Linked DNA regions of Homo sapiens: region 2 is linked to region 1. A link is an interaction called in ENCODE POLR2A ChIA-PET data of the cell type or tissue named here. Cell type or tissue: IMR-90. All regions are shown on one strand. Links, peaks and the distances in the headings refer to the core of each region. The heading gives the core; the rest is flanking DNA.

Region 1 (8,336 bases), core at 74-8,073:
AGATGGGATAATAGCCAATTGCATTTTATAGTTCATGTCACAGGCAAATTACATCAAAACTAAACAATGAGCTGAAGAAAGCAACTGACCTGCTCCTTTCTAATGCTTTTGAACAGAGTCCTTTGAAAACACTGGATCTAAATGCTTTTCCAGCTTGGTGGGCACCCAGGTGTGGCAAGCTTAACAGAGTAGCTTCTGGGGAGATGAGGAAATTGGAATGCAAGAAGTAAAAATAACTTTCCTAACATAAATTGAAACCAAGCAATCAACTTCCATTTGTTACTTCCAGTTTGTACCATTTACATAATCACTAAGAATCCTGGAAGTTAATTTCCAGAGCCACAGATTCTTTGTGATAAAAAACAAAGCAATGTCTTCTATGGCCAGGCGCTGTGGCTCACACCTGTAATTCCAGGACTTTGGGAGGCCGAGGCGGGTGGATCACCTGAGATCAGGAGTTCGAGACCAGCCTGGACAATATGGTGAAACTCCATCTCTCCTAAAAAATACAAAAATTAGCCGGGCATGGTGGCGGGTGCCCGTAGTCCCAGCTGTCGGGGGACTGAGGCAAGAGAATCACTTGAACCCCGGAGGCGGAGGTTGCAGTGAGCCAATATCGTGCCACTGCACTCCAGCCTGGTGACAGAGCAAGACTCTGTCTCAAACAAACAAACAAACAAAAAGAAATGCCTTCTTTTGGCAACACTACCAATGTTCCTTTCATGTCAACTGAAGGAAGACATTATTTCAAGTAAAACATTTGTCACAGAGTTGACTTCTCAGCCCTTGGTGACAGCACTGAGCCATCCAGGCTGTAAAACTGATGACTGCAGGTGCTCTCCCACTCCTGGGGGGCTCCCTGCTTCTGTCCCATCAGCTGCCACGCCCTGTCAGGTCTACGTCCTGGGTTTCTCCTGTATCTGTCAGTCCCCTGACATTGCTTCTGCAGGGCCCTGGCCCTTATCAGTAACTACCATGTGGAGATGATATTGCCAAAACCCTGGTCACTGGGCTTTCCTTCTGCAGACTCCGCCCTCTTCAACCCATCCTGCCCACTTAAGAGCACCTTCCGGCCAGGCACGGTGGCTCATGTCTGTAATCTCAGCACTTTAGGAGGCCAAGGCAGCCGGGTTGCGAGGTCAAGAGACCAAGACCATCCTGGCCAACATGGTGAAACCCCATGTCTACTTAAAAAAAAAAAAAAAAAAAAAATTAGCTGGGCATGGTGGTGCACGCCTGCAGTCCTAGTCCTACCTACTGGGGAGGCTGAGGCAGGAGAATCACTTGAACCCGGGAGGCGGAGGTTGCAGTGAGCGGAGATCATTCCACTGCACTCCAGCCTAGCAACAGAGCAAGACTCCGTCTCAAAAAACAAAAAAAAAAAGCACCCTCCACTGGCACCTGTCACAGGCACTAGCACAGCCAACATGTTGTATTATCCTAACGGCTCTTTATGGCCCCAGACCATTAACAAAGTGAGTGACACACAGGCTTAGGTGTATGTGGTCCTGGGCTGGGACTCCAGCTCCTTCTCTCCAGCACTCTGACCCGCGCCAAGTCACTTATGCCCTGTGAGACTAATCGGTGTTATTCTCACCTGCCTCACAGGTTCACTTAGCAACAAATGAGATAATGTACGGGCAGACTTGGCACAATGTCTGGCACACAGCAAGGGATTTTTCAGAGGGTAGTTATTGTTTTTATTCATTTTCTTATCACCAGTAGCACCTTGCCTTCCATGTTGATACACATTTGTGAAACCCGTATCATGTTTCCAAGACCACATTCCATAAAATAAAACCAGAGCCACAGAATTCCACTGTGGGTATCTGGTCCAACTTCCTGTTTGTATAAATGAGGAAACAGAGACCTATGAGGCTCTCCTTCAAAGTTACAAAGTGCTAACAGCTTTGAGAACTGCTCTTTTACATGATCATTCTATCTACAGAAGAGAAATCCCAAACTAAGTCATTCTGTGTCTGTCTTATGAGTTAAAATCATTACCTCCAGCTCAAATGCTCAAAGTGATAGAAGACAGCAAATAATTGAACATTCAAACATGGCAGATAGTTTTTTAAAATCAGTCCATTTAATATGTGCAATGTTTTTATATTTACATTCTAACACAAGAGCATCCAGCTGACTGAGCACTTCCTTCAAATGAACCCACAGAGCCCATATTGAGAAGACCTACCCTAGAGGATCTTGAAATCCTATGTCTACCTTAAAACCATTCATCCAGTCCATGGTAGAGGGACACATGATTCACCCAGGAACATCCTGACTCTAGGAAAATGGAAAAGTTTTGAAGCTAAGAAAATAGAGGAGATCAAGAAATCAGGAAAGCAAAAATGCACGTAAAATTTCTGAGCGCAAAGTGCAACCCCCTCAATTTTCAAGTTGATTAAACTGAAGCTCACAGAAGCTGCACGTAAGTCCACAAAAACGCAGTAAACGAGCTTGGCAGAAATGGAGGTTTCACGGCAATTGTCCAAGTGGTGCTTGGTTCTTATAGACCTTCCAAAAGGCCCCTTGGGACACAGCTTTGGCTTAGGTAATGATTCCCCTCCAAAGAAAGCCCCAGTTTGATGTGAGACTACACAGGCAGCTGTGGTCTAAGAGGAATGACTCCATCTGACAGAAGCACATGATTTTTTATTCTTAAGTGCTTTCATTCGCTTTCTTTTCTCCCATTGATCCAGCCAACAGCTCTACATTGAAAGCAGAGCCTCAATTCCGTGAAAGAACAAGAAGGAAACTAAAGTTCAGGGTGAAAGGAAGGAAGACAACCTACTTTCATGAGAACCAAATCTGTGTTCTCTGCAAGGTGTTTTTGCAGAAGATCTCATTAGAGCCTCACCTGGGCCTCAAGTGGTCGGTATTCTCCATGTGTAGAGATGAGAATGGGCAGCCACTCATGCAGCGCCACATAGGTAGGAAGCGAGGCGGCCCAGACCCAGGGCCTGCACTTCCCCTTTAACCCCTCCGTTTCTTATCATTGAGAATATTGTTTCCACTTAAAAGAGAAAAAAAGCAGCTTTTCAAACTTCCTCCATTTTCTCAGATCATGGCCCATTTTAAAGTCAGATTCAGACATTCTCAATTAGTTTATTCTTTTAATTAGGTTATACTGGTTTTTTTTTTCAGGGATAAAATAGCAAACAGCTGTTAAAGAATTACTGCAAGCATATCAGAGCTAGAGAACTGACTTTGATCACAAGGGTCTTAACTACAGCTGAAAGGGGTGCACACAAACATTTCAAGCCAGCTCTTAAATTCTACTCTTTGCTCCTGAGACGCCAGAAAGGAAAGCTAACAGTATTTAGCTAAAATGATTTATGAAAAAAATTTTTTTCCTCTATTAAAATAGCCAAAATAGCCTTTAAATTTAATCTCATGGGGCTACACTCAGACAAGCACCATTTATCAAAGTTAAATAAAACACAGAAATGACCATGCCAAGCAAAGTAGCCTTAAATTCTGTTTCAGAAACTTTGCAAATAAAAGGAGCCAAAAGAAACAGTGATAAGAAAAAAGAAACGCTGACTTATTTTTTAAAGCTGGGTGAACATGCTAAGTTCCCTCTGCTTGCTCTAGTTCAAAGCCCAGCTGCTTAAGCGGCGGCAAAAGCAGTTCTGGGCACACACACCTCCCTGCAGGTCTGAAAGGGCCAATTAAATTTTATTTGGGTCTATCCTCCTCCTCCTCCACCACCTCCACCTCTTATGTGTGAAGCATTTGGGGCAAAAGAAGAAAATTAAGTAGTCCTGGGATCTAAACACCTTCCTTCCATTATCAGTACAATCAGACCACTGGAGGGACAACCCCACTGTCAGGGAGGGACTCCATTCCAGGAGAGTCGGAACCGCTACACTTACAGAAGAGATAGACCCCGCCCCCTCAAGACCTTTAGTTAAATGTGTATTTCACCTCTTTGCGGGGAGAAAAAGAAAAAGAAAAAAAAAAAATACTTTCTTCAGCTTACCAAAAAGGGCACATTCCCTAAGATGGCTGAAAGAGAAATTAAGAAGGAAAACAGGCTGGGCACAGTAGCTCATGCCTGCAATCACAGCGCTTTAGGAGGCCAATGCAGGAGGATCACTTCAGTCCAGGAGTTTGAGACCAGCCTGGGCAACATAGCGAGACCCCTGTCTCTACAAAAAGTAAAAAAAAAATAGCTAGGTGTGGTGATGCGTGCCTGTAGTCTCAGCAACTAGGGGGGACTGTGGTGGGAGGCCCGCTGAGCCCAGAAGGTCAAGGCGGCAGTGAGCCAAGATTGCTCCACTGCACTCCAGCCTGGGTGACAGAGAAGACTCTGTCTCAAAAAATGAAAATAAATTGGGAAACAAAATTCATTAGAAATAAAAAATATGTGGCTGGGTGCAGTGGCTCATGCCCGTCATCCCAATACTTTGGGAGGCCAAACGGGAGGACTGCTTGACCAGGAGTTCCAGACTGGACAACATAGCAAGACCTCATCTCTACAAATAAAAATAAAAATAAATTAGCCCGGTGTGGTGGCATGCACCTGTAGTCCCAGCTACTAGGGAGGCTAAGGCAGGAGTTTGAGGCTGCAGTGAGCTATGATCATGCCACTGCACTCCAACCTGGGTGACAGAGCAAGATCTTGTCTCAAAAAAAAAAAAGACTTTTTAATAAATAAATATAGACAAAGACAGAGAAAATGAACACACTTCCATAAAGGCACAGTTGCTACCAATGAGCACAAGCCCAGCTCCTGATGTCAACTGCAGGGCCACAAAGAGGAAACCCTGAGCTTTCTGAAAAGACAAACTTCGGCTCCGTCCCTTTTTCTGAGATGGAGCTTATGGAGCCAGCTCTAGAATCTGTCACCAGTGGACACCTTACTCTGAACCAGAGCTCTCAGAGAATAAGCTCCCTATTGATCTCAAACCTAGGTTTCAGTGAAAATTAAAGGAATGAAAGAACTGTTACATTTCAAAAGGTATAATAATGAAATGAAATCAATGTTTAATCATGTATGGGACTGAATTTGTAACACTCCTAATTAGGTCTCCAAGATAGCACAGGCGATTCTGACACCAGAAAAGAACCTACGTGGTCTTTTATGACATACAAACTCATTACTTTTCTCAAAAACTTTAGGTCTTCTCTGATTTCAACTTAAACTTGAATTTTCTACTAATAATGTATTATCAAGAAAATATTTCTTTCCGTCTTCCATTTCCCATGGTCAAACAGCATAGAGTTCAGCCTGGAGTGCAGCATGGAGTGCAGTGAGTTTTATGAAAACAGCCACCCCACACGCACATAAGGCCAATCACAACATTTCCTGCGGCCCGCAACTGGCATGGGACATATAAATCGTGGCATGCTTCTTCACTCTCATCACATAGCTTTCTTTAACAGTAGACACACGGTACCCACTGTGTCTAATCAGGCTTTGGGGGCCTCAAGGTTTGCTCTAAGATTAAAAACCTCTTTCCTCAAAGATTTTACCATCTGTCTGGAGAATTCACAAATACAGTCACAAAAAGTTAATTTGTCAAGGAGCATGTCAACACAGGGTCCTCACTTCCAAAGAAGGAAAGGGGTTGGGGGTAGCCTTTAACATCATCAGGCCCCAGTGCCTAATTTTGCAGATTAAAAAACTGAGTCACTGCACCAGGAATAATGAGTGCGAGGGGCAAGATTAGAGACCATGATTCAAGGTCTGATTGGAGGTGAGCTATCAGCACTGTCAGGAGAGAAGGCTGGCCTGGAGCACAAGCCTGGGAGAGGCCTGGCAGTTGGTGGGATTTTGATCAATGTGTTCGGGGTGAGGATGGCGTGGGTGTTTAGAAAGAGGTAAGAACAGGGCAGCATGGGGTGAGGATGTGGGGCGAGGATGTGGGGTGGGGGAGGGCCGGGCCAAGCTGAACAGGGACCACCTCTGTGGGAGTAGGAGGCAGAGGAAGTCCGCGAATCTCACAAAGGAGGCGGCTCTTAGTGCCCAGAAGATGGGTAAGTTGAGGGTCTGGCGGGCCGGACTCCAATCCCAGCCCCACCTTCACGCTGTGAAAACACGAGGAAGGGACTCAGAAGCTCTTCCCACTTGCTCTTTCCCTTGTTATGCTAGGACAGCACCAACTCTCGTATAGTTAAACGACCGAGCAGAACTGTCACCAGTCAGTTTCATGCACAGGCACCGCTGCGGCGTAGGATATGATGACGAACAAGAACAAGAGGCCTTGCCCTCCAAGGAGTGGCCACTCTACCTGCAAGAGGCCAACACTAAGCAGGTAAACAAATAAGAGGGTGTTCTGGCATGAGAAGCTAATGCAGAAAACAAACCGCCGAGGACTGTGGTTGAGATGAGCCATGGGAGTTGCCCAGGCACCTCCCGGTGTACAGGGCCCCTCCATGGAGGCTCATTGCTCTCTCCCAGGCTCCCCGAGCTACGAAGCCCACACTTGATCCTCAGGCAAAGGATGAATGCTACTTAAGTCTCAGGAGCTACAAAAGCTCGAGTACAGCAGTGACAAGACAGCAACACGAGAAAGTTACAAGGATCATTTCCTGCGACGACGGTCGTAGACGCCGAGTTCCCTCTGCAGCAACTAACTCCTGCCCCTGCTCTCCTGGGGGGCTTCTGGGCTTCTGCCATCGTCCACCCGCCTGCAACTGGCCACCACTCCTTCTAACCCTTCGACAGGCACTAGGTGTCTTTTTTGTCACCTGTGAGCATCTTCCCCAAGCATTTTTTTTTACCAGGGCTGCTCAAAAGAAGCAAAAAATAAAAATAAAAATAAAAAATAAAAATGGCTGTGTCTTATTTCCTCTGCTCTTCCTATAGAAACACTGCTAATGAAAATACATAAACTGAATAAACACTTGGAGAGGAAACCATCTGCTTCATCCTACTAATGTCAGTGGGAACTGTGTTTGTTTACCCGCCGGGTCACGAGGAGGGGACACAGAAAACCTTCCCAGGAACCATCAGGGAAATGGCCTGGGCGGGCATAGGGGCACCTTATTAACCCTTTCAGATGCCCAAGAGTCACTCTGTTTCATAACCTCTGGTTGGAAGAGAAAGCTGCATATATCATAAACCACAGGCTGAAGCTTATTTGCACGGTGTTTTCCACATAAAGATGAAAAAACACCATGCAAGAATTTACTATAAATACTGCGCTTGAACTTTCCACTCTGCAGAGGAAATACCTAAAAAGACAGTCCAAGTTCAACCACAGAGGTGCTTGTGGAAACAGCTACAGAATGGAAAAGATCGTGGAGCTAACTGCCAAAGCCTCCCAAAAGGTAGATCTCTTTAATAATAATTTTTTTAGGGTACAAAGAAGGACGGAGACACCATGGAGAAGATGGTGTGGTTCTTTGTTCCAGGAAGTGTTTAGGGGATTTGCATTTTAAATGACTGCTTTGCCTATAATTCCGTATTTTAAAATAAAATTAATAAGCAAAGGCCCAGGAAATTCAACCCCCAGGGAAAGACACCAGTCATCCCCAAAGGAAACTGCAGGGACTTCTGGCCACGTGCCCAGCTCAGCTGCGTGGCAAATGTGACTGAGCCATGAGAAGTCATTCACTTGGGGCACTCCATCAAAGGACGTTTCCAGGGTCAGACACTTGGCCTTGAATTCCCAGCAAAAAGTTTCACAGCAAGGTTTTAAAGCAAGACTGGGGAGCTGAGTCTCTCACAACCCTGTAGTCACCTTCCTCCCAATCCCTGATGACTGGGCCATCACAGCCAGCCCCCATGCCTTTCAGCTGCTGCTGGCCTGGCCGTGGCTGCTCTTAAACAGCATGAGGTACTGACTCAGAATCAGCTCCACCAATAAAAATGCTGATATGTGACTTTCTACAGCCAGTTAAGGAATACATCTGTTTCCCAGAGGTTAAGAGAAAGATTCTGACCAAACTAGAAAAATTAAAATATGGCCAGGTGTGATGGCTCCCACCTGTAATCCCAGCACTTTGGGAGGCCAAGGCGGACGGATCACGAGGTCAGGAGATCAAGACCATCCTGGTCAACATGGTAAAAGCCCGTCTCTACTAAAAACACAAAAATTGGCTGGGTGTGGTGGCAGGCACCTATCGTACCAGCTACTTGGGAGGCTGAGGCAGAAGAATCGCTTAAACCCAGGTGGAGGAGTTTGCAATGAGCTGAGATCGCACCACTGCACTTCAGCCTAGAGACACAGCAAGACTCCGTCTCAAAAAAAAAAAAGAGAAAAAGAAAAATATGAATGGAGGAGACATGTGAAAACGAACAATGGCATTAATTCTACTTGTAAAATAAACTCACACTCACTCTAACAGTCAGCAAACATTTAATTAGCAGCTACTATATGCCA
Region 2 (8,336 bases), core at 105-8,104, 53 kb after region 1:
TCCAACAAAATAGTCCAAAGCCCAGGAGGCTCATGCTGAATGGGAGGGGGAAGGGCGTGGGAAACAAGAGGGTGTAAGTCACTATACGAAGAGGCTAGACCTTTGCACCCAGGGACCCTCTCCCACCTACCCAAACCCCAAAGAAGTTTATTACCCAAGGACATTGAACCAGGAAAATTAGAAACTCACATACGCCAGGCACAATGACGAAGAGGGTGTGTGTAATTCAGGGCTGAAAATGAGGCACGAGGTGTTGGGAATTGAGGAAGAATCAGTCTACTTACTGTACCAGGAAACCTCCACAGTCCCCTTCTTCCATCCTGCTTCCAGAATAGCTTATCCAGGTTTATTCCAGGCAGGGCTGGTAGAATTATTCTCAGGACCATCTCAATGAGCACATATACTGATATTTGAGGATTTCCTTTGACAAAAATGACCAGTTGCTGCTTCATCATTTTAAAGAAAAATCAACAATTGACAAGCCCCATCCATGTGCACAAAAATTCCAACCTGATTTTAAGTGCCTTGGATCAGCCAAAGATCAGTACGCATTCAAGAAAAGCCTGCAAAATGAAAGTCACATCCAAAACAAAGAAGAGGAAAAAAACCTTCTAAAAACATGTAGATGGCCGGGCGCGGTGGCTCACACCTGTAATTCCAGCACTTTGGGAGGCCGAGGTGGGCAGATCACTTGAGATCAGGAGTTCGAGACCAGCCTGACCAACATGGTAAAACCCTGTCTCTACTAAAAATACAATGATTAGACCAGGTGCGGTGGCTCACACCTGTAATCCCAGCATTTTGGGAGGCTGAGGTGGGCAGATCACAAGGTCAGGAGATAGAGACCATCCTGGCTAACACGGTGAAACCCCATCTCTACTAAAAATACAAAAAATTAGCCGGGCGTGGTGGCACACACCTGTAGTCCCAGCTACTCAGGAGGTCGAGGCAGGAGAATTGCTTGAACCCGGGAGGTGGAGGCTGCAGTGAGCCGAGATCGCGCCATTGCACTCCAGCCTGGGTGACAGAGCAAGACTCTGTCTCAACAAATAAACAAACAAACAAAAATTAGCCAGGCATGGTGGCGCATGCCTGTAATCCTAGCTGCTTGGGAGGCTGAGGTGGGAAGATTGCTTGAACACGGGAGGCAGAGGTTGCAATGATCTGAGATCGCGCCACTGCACTCCAGCCTGGGTGACAGAGTAAGACTCTGTATCAAAAACAAAAAAAATGCAGACATTCTAGGGAGCAGAAGAAAATGTTTTAAAATCTAGACTATTCCCCAAGAGAATAAGAATCTCTTCCAAAATACAAGAAGAGTTGCTATGGAAAAAAGGCCAATAGCTCCCCAAAATTGATAATATGGATAATTGAAAGTTTTATTTCTATATTAGTTTATAAAGATTAATTTGAAGAGATCTCATAGAAAGTAAGGCAAAACATAACTACATGGAAAATTTTAAAGGTAGGAAAGTAGAGAATCTTCCTAAAGCCCTAATAATCAAATAATATGAAGTTTTTTTAGAAGAATTTTTTTTTGAAAACTTAGGAAATATCTCAGACTGATGGACAATGGTCTCCAGACTAAATGGAGAAAGCAAAATACCCAGCATAATTTTAAAAGGATCTACACCGAAGTACATGACAGAAGTTGTGACACTTTAAAATCTTAAGATTCTAAAATGTTCCAGGGAGAAAAAGAAAAAATTAAATCATATCCAAAATATGTTAGAAGACAACGGAGCAATGTCTTCAAAATTTCAAGGATAGTAGTTTCCATTTTTAACTCTGTATGTAGTAAAATTATCAAGGAAATCTAAGCATGCCTTAAAGTTTCTTGTTGTTGTTCTTTCAAGAGACGAGACAAGGTCTTGCCCTGTTTCCCAGGCTGGTCTTGAACTCCTGGCCTCAAGCAATCCTCCCACCTCAGCCTTCCAAGTAGCTGGAATTACAAGCATGCACCACTGCATCCAGCAAAGATATTTTCACATGTTAAAGATTCAAAAGAAATGTAGCTTCTTTACCTTTCTGAGAAAGCTACGGGTGTATGTGTTCTACCAAAACAATGCAGTAAATCATGAAATGAGATGATACGGAATCCAGAAAAGAGCGTGTCCAAGAAAGAAGAAGGGTAAAGGAAAGCCCCTGAATGATGGTTGTGAACTACGCCTAGAGTACAACCCATTCAGATAGAAGCTGAAGGATGGGGGTGCTACAGAAGGTGAAGCACCAGGAAAAAGGATGATGGGGGAACTGAATGGCTATATATGGCTTAGAGATCAGTACAAATTAGTTGAAAGAAAACTGATAGGTCGGTTCAAGTTATTAGCAATGGATACGTAGAAAAATCAAACAAATTTTAAAAAATGAATTATCTTAACAACAAAAAAAAACAGTTTTTGAAGAAAACTATCATAGGGCATTATCTGGCTCAGCAGTGAACAAGTCCACACAGTCATAATGATATACACACCAACATTGAGTTAAACAAAGACTGCACTGCAAACCACATTGGGTGAGTCCAGCGGGGGTTGAGAGCTGATCCCCCCTGCCCACAGCAGGAAGTACAGGACACCTGAACATTTCAACTACTTCTTAAACAGCCTCTCAGCTCAAGATCCTGTTTTCTGATCTTCTAACAAATCCACAAGGTCTCAAAGCATTTATCACTCCAATCACTTTGGGAAGGGCTCTACCAGAATGAAGGGGGAAAAAAAACACAGAAATCAGAAGATAAGCTCCAGGAAACAAATTTCAAGAAAGAGAAGCAAAGGGGATCATCAGGGTCATGGGGAGATCCCTGAAGCTGTCCAGGACAAAGATCCTACATCAGGTGATAGAGGCAAGGGGAACCCCCCCAGTAGATTACAGTAGGGGAGACCCCAGGACGCTGACCAGGCCAGTGAGAAACCTGGCCCAGTCTGAAGACTTCTGGACAAGGATCTCTCAAGGATGAAACAGGATATCTAATGATCTGATTAATCTGAAGAGACTAAAAGTCGATTTAGACAACAGGTGAGAGTTTCAGAATTAATTAGATACATATGTGGAAAATGAAGCAAAGGAAAAGCAAGATAACCATTGACTCCACAGGAAACAAAACTCAGCGATAAAGGAAAATTAGTTATGGTATATACATGAGCCACAAAGCTTATGATGCAGTTTAGCTGTCAATAGTGATAGTAGAGTCTATTACAACAGCATGGCACCAAAACTTTTTTATTTATTTATTTTATTTTTTTTTTTTGAGATGGAGTCTCACTCTGTCACCCAGGCTGGAGTGCAGTGGCACGATCTTGGCTCACTGCAAGCTCCACCTCCCGGGTTCACACCATTCTCCCACCTCAGCCTCCCAAGTAGCTGGGACTACAGGCACCCGCCACCACGCCTGGCTAATTTTTTCTATTTTTAGTAGAGACGGGGTTTCACCGTGTTAGCCAGGATGGTCTCGATCTCCTGACCTCGTGATCCACCCACCTCGGCCTCCCAAAGTGCTGGGATTACAGGCGTGAGCCACCGCACCCGGCCAGCATGGCACCAAATCTAATCTATTGGAAGGCTCTTTATTCGTGTATAGCTGTGCATCATTACTACTGATTATTATTAGAAAAATAAAATTAGATCCCAATATTACTTGAGTCAATGTAGACTTTTTTAAATGAATCATAAAGTTCTAGAAGACAACATAAGATTTTTTAAAACTGTTTGCGGCCAGGCGCAGTGGCTCATGCTTGTAATCCTAGCACTTTGGGAGGCTGAGGCGGGCGGATCATTTGAGGTCAGAAGTTCGCGACCAGCCTGGCCAACATGGTGAAACCCTAGCTCTACTAAAAATACAAAAATTAGCTGGGCGTGGTGGTCGACACCTATAATCTCAGCTACAAGGGAAGCTGAGGCAGGAGAATCACTTGAACCAGGGAGGCAGAGGCTGCATTGAGCTGAGATCGCGCCACTGCACTCCAGCCTGGGTGACAGAGTGAGAGTGAGACTGTTTCCAAAAAAAAAAAAAAAAAGTAAAACTGTTCTCAAATTGCAGATCTCTCTAAGCATGACCTAAATGCTACATGCCATAAGGGAAAAAAACTAAAAAAGTGCAAAGCCAAAAGCAAACTAGGAAAAAGTACTTGAATTACATATTATAAAGGGCTGATTTTCTCCATATACAAAGGAACGCCTATAAATCAATTAAGAATTCTCCATATATAAAGGAAGTCCTATAAATCAATAAGAAAAATATTTGCAACCTCCTAGAAAATTGGCCAAGGGACAGGAACAGGGAGTAGAAGGATGGTCAAGAAAATACCAATGGCTTGTCGAGTTGTCAACGTTTGAAAATGTATTCAACCACAACGAGTAGTAAGAAAAGTGCAAAATGACAATTAAGAAAAACTGGACCGGGTGTGGTGGCACATGCCTGTAATCCCAGAACTTTGGGAGGCCGAGGCAGGCAGATTGCCTGAGCCCAAAAGTTCAAGATCAGCCTGGGACACATGGCAAAACCCAATTTCTACTAAAAATACAAAAAAATTAAGTCAGGTGTGGTAGTGCACGCCTATAGTCTCAGCTTCTTAGGAGGCTGAGGTAGGACGATCCCTTGAGCCCAGGGAGGTCAAGTCTGCAGTGAACCATGATCACGACACTGCACTTCAGCCACAGTGACAGAACGAGACCCTGTTTCAAAAAAAAAAAAAAAAGAAAGAAAAACTGGCATCTCACTGATCAGATTAGGACAGGTGAAAATATTTGCCATCACTGTAGGTTTCCGGTTTGGGAAAAACAGCCTCAACACAGTGATTAAGAGCCAACAGCAGATCCAGATTGTGTGGGTTCAAATCTCTGCTCTGCTACTTGAGGTGAACCTTGGGCAAGTTACTTCATCTCTCCTGCCTCAGTTTCCTCATCAGCAAAACTGTGATAATAATAATACCTCTCCCCTACAGGTAGCTTTGGGGATTAAACAAGTTAATATTTGTAAAACATTTGATATAGTTTCTAGCACAAAGTAAGCACTATATGCAAGTTCATAAAACGAATGAACGGTTATAAGGTTGTAAGCCATGGAGGGCAATATGGCAATATCTATGTATATTAAAAACAAATACAGCCTTTGACCACTGATCCTACTAGGATTTTATACTTCAGGTATCACCCATCTTCAGTGTGGTGTCATTTAGACCAGCAAAATATTCAGAACAACCTAGATGTCTATTGACAGGGAAAATTTTACAGATTATTTAATGGTACCCTCTGTTTATATGCCGATAAAAAGAATGAGGCCAATCTGTATGTACTAATATGAAACCATCTTCGGAGTGTATTAAACTGAAGAGAACAAGCACAACACCATATTTAGGGTATGCTACTATTCATGCTAAATGTCTATGCATAAAAGACTTCTGGGCTGGGCGCAGTGGCTCACACCTGTAATCCCAGCACTTTGGGAGGCCAAGGCAGGTGGATCACCTGAGATCAGGAGGTCGAGACGAGCCTGGCCAACATGGCAAAACCCCACCTCTACTAAAAATACAAAAAAATTAGCCAGGCGTGGTGGTGTGCACCTGTAATCTCAGCTACTCTGGAGGCTGAGGCAGTAGAATTGCTTGAACCTGGGAAGCAGAGGTTTCAGTGACCCGAGATCGCACCACTGTACTCCAGCCTGCATGACAGAGTGAGACAAAAAAAAAAAAAAAAAAAAAAAAAAAAAAAAACCCCTTCTGGAAGGGTTTTTTTTTTTTTTTTAATGATGAGAGATTATCATATTAAGGTCTTACCAGGTTTGTTTTAATGGGAAAAAATTACTAATGATGCTGAAGTGTTGGGAAAAGTCTTTTTTAAATAGAGTAAACTTTCCCCTGTAAATTTTCATTATTTGTGTAACAAACTTTTTCCCACGGCCTTCTGTTAAAACAAACTTTAGACTGACAAAGGGTCAACTGTCCTGAACTCTGAATTGGTGGGGTTTAAAAATCAATGCATGTCCACCTTTGGGCACAGAGGAGCACTCACAATATCTTCAATAGTTACAATCTGCCTCAAAACACTGACATTTCTCCTCAAAAACTGTTTCATTTCTTTTAATATCAGCATAACATGCCAAGTTACAGTATGATTTTAAATTACTTAAAGGATAAAGAAGAATGAGACCAACGAAGCAATCATCACATCATTCACTTTGGACAATTTTTTTTTTTTTTTTTTTTTTTTGAGACAGAGTCTGGCTTTGTCACCCAGGCTGGAGTGCAATGGCTCAATCTCGGCTCACTGCAACCTCCACCTCCCAGGTTCAAGTGATTCTCTTGCCTCAGCCTCCAGAGTAGCTGGGATTACAGGTGTGTACCACCACACTCAGCTAATTTTTGTATTTTTAGTAAAGACAGGGTTTTGCCATGCTGCCCAGGCTGGTCTTGAACTCCCGACCTCAAGTGATCCACCCACCTCGGCTTCCCAAAGGGCTGGGATTACAGTCATGCACCAACACGCTCAGCTAATTTTTGTATTTTTAGTAGGGATGGGATTTCACCGTGTTGGCCAGGCTGGTCTCGAACTCCTGACCTCAAGTGATCCACCCGCCTCGGCCTCCCAAAGTGCTGGGTTTATAGGTGTGAGCCACTGCGGCCGACCCACTTGGGACAATTCTAACTGACAAACCTCTCAACCTGCCAGACCATGGCTCTATTTTGGAGATCTTCCCCTTTCACACATATTTACACATTAGATGGTGGAGGAGGAAGCCAGAACAACAATGAAGAATGCTATGTAATTCCTAAAACAATTAAGAATATCAGCTTGTTTTGTATTAAACAAAAATCTAAGTTCTCTGAAAGACACCTCTCATTGGGTTCACAGCAGTAGGTAAAGATGCATACAAATGAAGGCCACAGATGTGTTGCTTTGTTGTTTAATCAAATACAAATCAAAAGAATCTTAAGCCAAGGGATTCAATTAGAAAGAATTAAAAGGCTTTTGAGCATAAACCTACCAAGAGCAACCCAGACTCTCTGACTCTTTCAAACTAGAACTAAAATGTCCTAGTTTCAGACTAGAACTAAAATGTCCTTTCCCACATTCTCAAGAGTTCCTGAAATGCTGCCCTGTGGCTGTCAGGTAAACAGTCCAGATGTTCCGTCACCCGCCATATGGTGAAAACAAACGCCACGCCCCCAAAACGGACCAAGGTGGCCCGCAAATTAACAAATGGAGGCAAACTATCCATATGCCAATTTCCTGGGCCTTTCTGTCCTTCGTTTCCTGCACAATCTTACATGCTATTAGGTAAACTCTTCATTAAAAGTAAGGCATTCACAGGACTTAGTGCCAACAGGATTATTCATGGAGGTACAGTCAAGCAATCCAGCAATTAGAATTAAGCTAAAGAAGGATAATCTTGAAGTGTTTAGAAAAGGTCATGCTGGCCGGGTGCAGTGGCTCATGCCTGTAATCCCAGCACTTTGGGAGGCTGAGGCGGGCGGATAACCTGAGGTCAGGAGTTCAAGACCAGCCTGGCCAACATGGTGAAACCTCGTCTCTATTAAAAATACAAAAATTAGCTGGGCGTGGTGGCGGGTGCCTGTCATCCCAGCTACTGGGGAGGCTGAGGCAGGAGAATCACTTGAATCTAGGAGGCAGAGGTTGCAGTGAGCTGAGATCGCGCCACTGCACTCCAGCCTGGGCGACAAGAGCGAAACTCCGTCTCAAAAAAAAAAAAGAAAAGGCCATGCTAAGTTTAATTTATAAGCCACCACTGGATGATACCATACTACCAAGTAAGTATTTTTGATTGCTGGAACCTGGGAGGCAGAGGTTGCAGTGAGTCTAGATCACGCCACTGCACTCCAGCCCGGGTGACAGAGTGAGATCCCATCTCAAAAAAAAAAAACACCAACAAATAAGGATTTGATTTGATTTTCCTAAATGGCTATTTGGGATTTGAAGGGGAGGGGCAATTTTTTGTTTTTAATTTTTAACTTTTATTTTAGGTTCAGGGTACACGTGCAGGTTTGTTATATAGGTAAACTCATGTCACAGGGGTTTAACAGAAGGTACTAAGCCTAGTACCCAACAGTTACTTTTCCTGCTCCTCCCCCTCCTGCCACCCTTCTCCAAGTAGGCCCCAGTGTCTGTTGTTCCCCTCTGTGTGTCCATCAGTTCTCTTCATTTAGCGCCCACTTATAAGTGACAACATGCGGTATTTGCTTTTCTGTTCCTGCGTTAGTTTGCTAAGGACAATGGCTTCCAGTTCCATCTATGTTCCTGCAAAGATGATTTTGTTCTTTTTTATGGTTGCATAGTATTCCGTGGTATATATGTACCACATTTTATTTATTCAATCTGTCATT

What was found. ChIA-PET counts read pairs that join two places held together with the same protein. Peaks named below come from ENCODE experiments on the same cell type or tissue, not always from the same donor. Only the 100,000 strongest peaks of a DNase experiment are listed, where the experiment ranks them.
Region 2: POLR2A ChIA-PET joins it to region 1 with 10 read pairs; 7 of 35 experiments call an interaction of 5 or more read pairs at or near these places.

What each region holds. Positions count from the first base shown.
Region 1 is chr13:98,215,671-98,224,006 of GRCh38, reverse strand. The region is part of intron 2 of FARP1 (FERM, ARH/RhoGEF and pleckstrin domain protein 1); the gene reads right to left. Among named protein-coding and RNA genes, the nearest start is that of MIR3170, 11 kb to the right of the region's middle. In IMR-90, for the core only: no CTCF peak of the experiment used is centred there; DNase peaks (open chromatin) are centred at 1,806 and 7,736; H3K27ac peaks cover 3,432 bases.
Region 2 is chr13:98,163,083-98,171,418 of GRCh38, reverse strand. The region is part of intron 1 of FARP1 (FERM, ARH/RhoGEF and pleckstrin domain protein 1); the gene reads right to left. Among named protein-coding and RNA genes, the nearest start is that of RNF113B, 10 kb to the left of the region's middle. In IMR-90, for the core only: no CTCF peak of the experiment used is centred there; no DNase peak of the experiment used is centred there; H3K27ac peaks cover 399 bases.